2 separate regions of the Homo sapiens genome follow, and region 1 is linked to region 2. The links are chromatin loops, found by intact Hi-C in ENCODE. Cell type or tissue: PC-9. All regions are shown on one strand.

Region 1 (2,500 bases), 50 kb before region 2:
TATTTCTTTTTAAAAAATTGTTTTACTTTGTTCTTGACTCTTTAGTTTCAAAAGCAGATTAAGGAAAAGCTTATTAGGAAGTCTAGAGCCATAGGCACTATAGAAATTACCAGCCCCCAAAAGTCAATACCCAGTTACTTTACCTTTTTGGCTGTTCCACGTAATTAACCCTGCTGCTTGATCCAAGTGAAGCCGGGGGAAAGCCGGGCACCGTTGGATGGTGTAGCTCCTTGCTTAACCCCTCATGTTGTACTGCAAAGATGAATGCCCACTTACCTGGATCTCTCAGGGGATGACATTTTCCAAAAGAAGATTTTCTTCTGCTCCCTCTTGAGAACAATATAAAGAGTATGTAATTCAGAGAGATTACTTTGAATTTCACTAAAAGGGAAGTACAAAGGCTTTGTTTTTTCAGATCCTATCAAATTAATACTGTCACGTTTGGAAAATGTTGCTCTGTTTTGATAGATCTCTTAGAAGGATGTGTCTTATGCAAATAGTAATTGTGATTTTTAAAGCTAATATAAATGTGATTCATTTACTTAAAATCAAGCCACCTTGTAGCTGTGAGTAATTTTCCCATTTTGTTGAAGGTAAGTACAATTTTTAATTGGCTACATTTGGTTGCAGGAGAGGTTAAAGAATAGATTTAAGTAGGCATGTCTGAAAAGGACAGAAAGTTCCACAAAGCAGTTGTCAGCAGGGATTAGATCTCTGGATGTCCTTGTTTGTCAGGAAAAGCCTTCTGTGTATCCAGTAGCTTCTGAAAATGTTAATGTGGCACTGTGCAGGGAGTCAAGGGAACAGTCTCCTCATTTTCAGTGCAGGATGCTAGGGAAAGCCTGTCCGTATGTGTGCGTGGGTGTGTGAGTGAGGGCTGGCTGTGCACCCTGCCTCTCTGGCTGAAGTAAGTTGCAGAGCAGCTTTGCCTTTTCATGGGCTTGGGTGTGGGGAATCCCTCCTACCAAGAGTATTTTGGGAAATTCCTAAATGCTGATGTGTTCTCAGCTCTATATAATGCCCTTGTTGGAGTGAGGAGCAAAACACACATGGATAATGATTTTAAAGCACCAGTCAACCAATTCCTGGTGTGTGTGTCTTTTACTTGCTTGATAGAGCTGTTCAAGGAGAATCTTGCGTTGTCAAGGATTTTAGGCTTCTACATAGTACAGGGATTGCTCTTCTTTTCCTTTTCCAGGGCTCTTCCTGTCTCTAGATATTTAGCATACAGATGCAGTTTCATGATGTAGCACGAGAATCTCCCACATTTCCACATATATTACACAGTCGGCGAAGCAAGTGGTAGTGGTGGCTGCTCCAGCCAAACCTGGCAGTGCTACTGCCGTCACTTTTCTAATAACCTTGGTGTCTCTGCAACAAGGTTAGTGGTGGTGTTTACCAAAGCTACAACTTTGTTTCTCCTTTCTCTTTCCCTGCTTCTGTTGTCTCCCTGTCTCCCCTCCTGCTGCCCCCTACCACTTAGGTTAATGAACTTCCCTGTGGTATGCAGAAACTAGTCAGACATGCATCTTTAAAACACATTTTAGAGTTTTCAAAAATGTGCATAATAGAAATATATCCTAAAGTTCAAAAACATTCTGAGATTGTCACAGTTAGTGGCAGATTAAGGAAACAGAATATAAAATAGCCAAATATATTCCAGGAAGTCATGCTTGTTGAGTAGGCATTTATCTGACAGATTGAAATGAGCTTCTTTTGTGTGTTGGCTCATAGTCCAGAATTGCAAGTTTTTCACTTTTAGTGTTTATGTAAAATTCTCCTGCTGGCTCATTTCATGGAAATAAAGGCTCACTTCATCTGTAACTTGTATCTGTAGTAAGACCCTTACAAGGGCTGCAATTTTCATCTTGGTTTAATTTGCAAGAAAAACATTATTATGTACGTATAGCTACTTGTTTTAATTTAGTGTCAATTGTCAATGTCGTAGTAGAAATGGATGAAGAAAATCCTTTTGGAAAGGAGATTTTTATAGAAATCAAAGGAGTATTGCCCAGCAACTCTTAATAGGTGTTTACTGAATATATACTATGGGAATGTATTGCACGCTTTAGAGATTCTAAAGAATAACATATCCTTGCCTACAAGGTGTTGCTTACCAATTTGAGGAGATGAAGATTGTCCGTAGAATAGGGACTGAACAAGCACTGTGTGAAAAAACGGTATTATGCTGTGCAATAAAATTTCAAGAATAGGATAATACATAAAGGAACGATTTGCTGTGGAGATCATTTCATTATATGTGAGATTGATGTCCAGAGATGTCATCCAGTTTAGTTAATGTAGTTCTGGCTAGCTGTTTGTGGAATTCTGGCTAGTTTGTTTTTTTAATGTCCTTATCCTGTTTCTTGTGTTATACTTGAACACATCAACATAGAGTGAGAAGTTACTGTTTTTGTTACCTAAAAATGAGTCACATAGTAAAAAGAGATGGGTTGAGAATCAGATATATTTGATTTCAGATCCTGGCTGTGCTCATTCT
Region 2 (2,500 bases):
AATCATTTAGGACTCTGTGACAATGCACACCTTAATACAGCTTAGTAGATACTAAATGATTTTTCTTTGTGCTGATGGAATGGAATATGTCAGGCCTGAAGCTGGTATATTGGATTTTGTTCAGTTAATGCCTGCCCTTCCTCTTCCTTTGATACTTTTTGGGGTTGGGAAAGTAAAAGATACAAAGGAATAAATTAAGCATTTGGCAAGTGAGAAATGTATTCAGTATTCATTCTGAAACATGGTTTAGTTATGAGAACCTGAGTCCCAGATCCACATCCACAGTGATTGCTCTTCGAGGAAGTAGTAGAGGTGGATGTGAGTGTGAGTGATTTTTTCTAACACTCTGAAGCGGTCGTGATTAAGGACTCAACTAGTGAGGTTGCCTCTCCAGGTTTTTTAAAAAGGAGAGTGAACATAAAGACCAGATGCCTACTCAATAATAGTAAATTCTTGATACAGCTACTTAATAACTCTCATACCTGGTAAGAGATAGGAAGGAGACGCAGATCTGAAAGGTAACCGGAGGAAGAAAAAGCCAGAAAGTTTACTTGAGGCCTGGTAGCACCTAGAATCAATATTAAATGTTTTTAAAAGTACATAAAACATGATTTGTATAATTCTAATTTTGTTTAATGTAACATGTATACTTGTGTTTGTATATGTAAATGTGTTTGCATAAATCTTGAAAACATACCAAAATGTTCACCACTATTATTTCAGGATGATAGGAGTTTGAAAGACTTTTATTTTCTTTTATCTGTATTTTTAAAGTTTTCTACAAAGCATGCATATTACTTAAGTAATCATATGTATATATTTATTATATACACACACATAAGTATATGTTTGTTGTTCCATTCTGACAGTAGATGTATCTTTTGTGTTTTCTAGGTACACCAGAGGATCGCTTCCTGGCAGAATTTGGGAGCTGTTTATTGCAGCACTGTTGTGCCCTCTGATGGTGAGTTTCAGCAAATCCACCTTTTATGTCTAATATTATTTCCTTCTTAGCTCAGTGTTTCCTATTCTCTGACACAAAAATTTATAAACCATACTCTTTCAGTTAAGGTGGGCTTAGGGGTCAGAGAGAGAAAGGAGGAGAAGGAAAATAAAATTTGGATGAGAATCTAGTGAGTTTAGAGAAGAAACCAAGAAGAAACACTAAGTTCCATTAAGACTTTATAGGTTAAATGATCATTTATCTTTTATTTTTGAGATGGAGCCTTGGTCTGTCGCCCAGGTGGAGTGCAGTGGCGCGATCTCAGCTTAGTGCAGCCTCTGCCTCCTGGATTCAAGCAATTCTCCTGCCTCAGCCTCCCAAGCAGCTGGGACCAGGCGAGCACCACCATGCCCAACTAATTTTTGTATTTTTTGTAGAGACAGGGTTTCACCATGTTGGCCAGACTAGTCTCGAACCCACGTGATCCGCCCACCTCGGCCTCCCAAAGTGCTGGGATTATAGGCATGAGCCACTGTGCCCAGCCTCATTTATCTGTTAAAACTAGGGACATAGTTAATGTGAAGATCACAGAAGCACCATCTTTGGTGTTTTCTAACCATTGGGTCTTCACATTATGGATAATGATCAAACACTCCAGCCTCTTGTTGTATCAGAGCCTAGACAGAAGGAACTCAAAGTCTGAGACCTCCTGCTCTTGCTTATCTTTTTCCCTACTTAGGCATAGGACTGCAATACTCTTCTTTGATGTGGGAAGGGATAAACAGATGCTTGGAGACCAATGCAATCCTTCGTAAATGTCTATGATGCTATAAACTGGCGACAGGATCCAAACCTTTGTTGTTTTTATGGTAGTGGAGGGAGATGTGTTTACAACTCTTATTGTCATTTCTCTTACCCGGTATTGTGCATTTACAGTTTAGGTTGCTTAGTTTAGGGGTTGACTGTTAGATATGTTTCCTCTGTATAAAGTTTAGTTTGATAGAGCTCTGATTTCAACCTTAGAAACATTAATTCGTAAGCATAACAACCACTGAAAGAGCATCCTGCAAATTTACAAGGGTGCCTAAAACTAAAGAAGCCCAGAAAATGAATCATGAGAACACTAGAATCCCCAACATTTAGTCAGTATAATATTTGCAGTGTTATCAGAATCACCTCCCAAAGCTGTTACGTGAATTTATAGACAGTGTGCTCATATTTGCCAAATCTTCTAAATTTGGAAGAAAAATCCATTGTGATTACTCATTTGTAATATGGAAAGGTTAAAAAGGGGAAAATAGACCAAAATCAAAATAAGGAAAATATTAGCTGGCTCTCTGTTTCCAGTCTCTTAAAGACAAAAAACTAAAAATTAGTACCAATTAATGTATAAGTTAAAAAGCAGCACTTAGCACTGTGTTGTGGCCAGAAAGGTAGCTGTGTTGCCCCCAGTCAAGAGTCAGTATGTACCCAGATAACAGTACTTTCTACGTGGCCAAGAGCCAGAGGACCATAATGCCACCTGGCTATGCTACATATTCCTTTCCCTCCTTAAGC

The links. A loop is a pair of places that touch in the nucleus more often than their neighbours do. Peaks named below come from ENCODE experiments on the same cell type or tissue, not always from the same donor. Only the 100,000 strongest peaks of a DNase experiment are listed, where the experiment ranks them.
Region 1: it touches region 2 in a loop (2.4-fold over the local background); 4 of 110 quality-filtered maps call a loop at or near these places.

What each region holds. Positions count from the first base shown.
Region 1 is chr10:72,783,863-72,786,362 of GRCh38, forward strand. The region is part of intron 1 of MCU (mitochondrial calcium uniporter); the gene reads left to right. Among named protein-coding and RNA genes, the nearest start is that of MIR4676, 64 kb to the left of the region's middle. In PC-9, no CTCF peak of the experiment used is centred here; a DNase peak (open chromatin) is centred at 959; H3K27ac peaks cover 1,233 bases.
Region 2 is chr10:72,833,465-72,835,964 of GRCh38, forward strand. MCU (mitochondrial calcium uniporter) reads left to right here. Exons shown (of 8, transcript NM_138357.3): 2 at 895-964. Among named protein-coding and RNA genes, the nearest start is that of OIT3, 59 kb to the right of the region's middle. In PC-9, CTCF peaks have their summits at 956 (motif pointing left) and 1,155; a DNase peak (open chromatin) is centred at 947.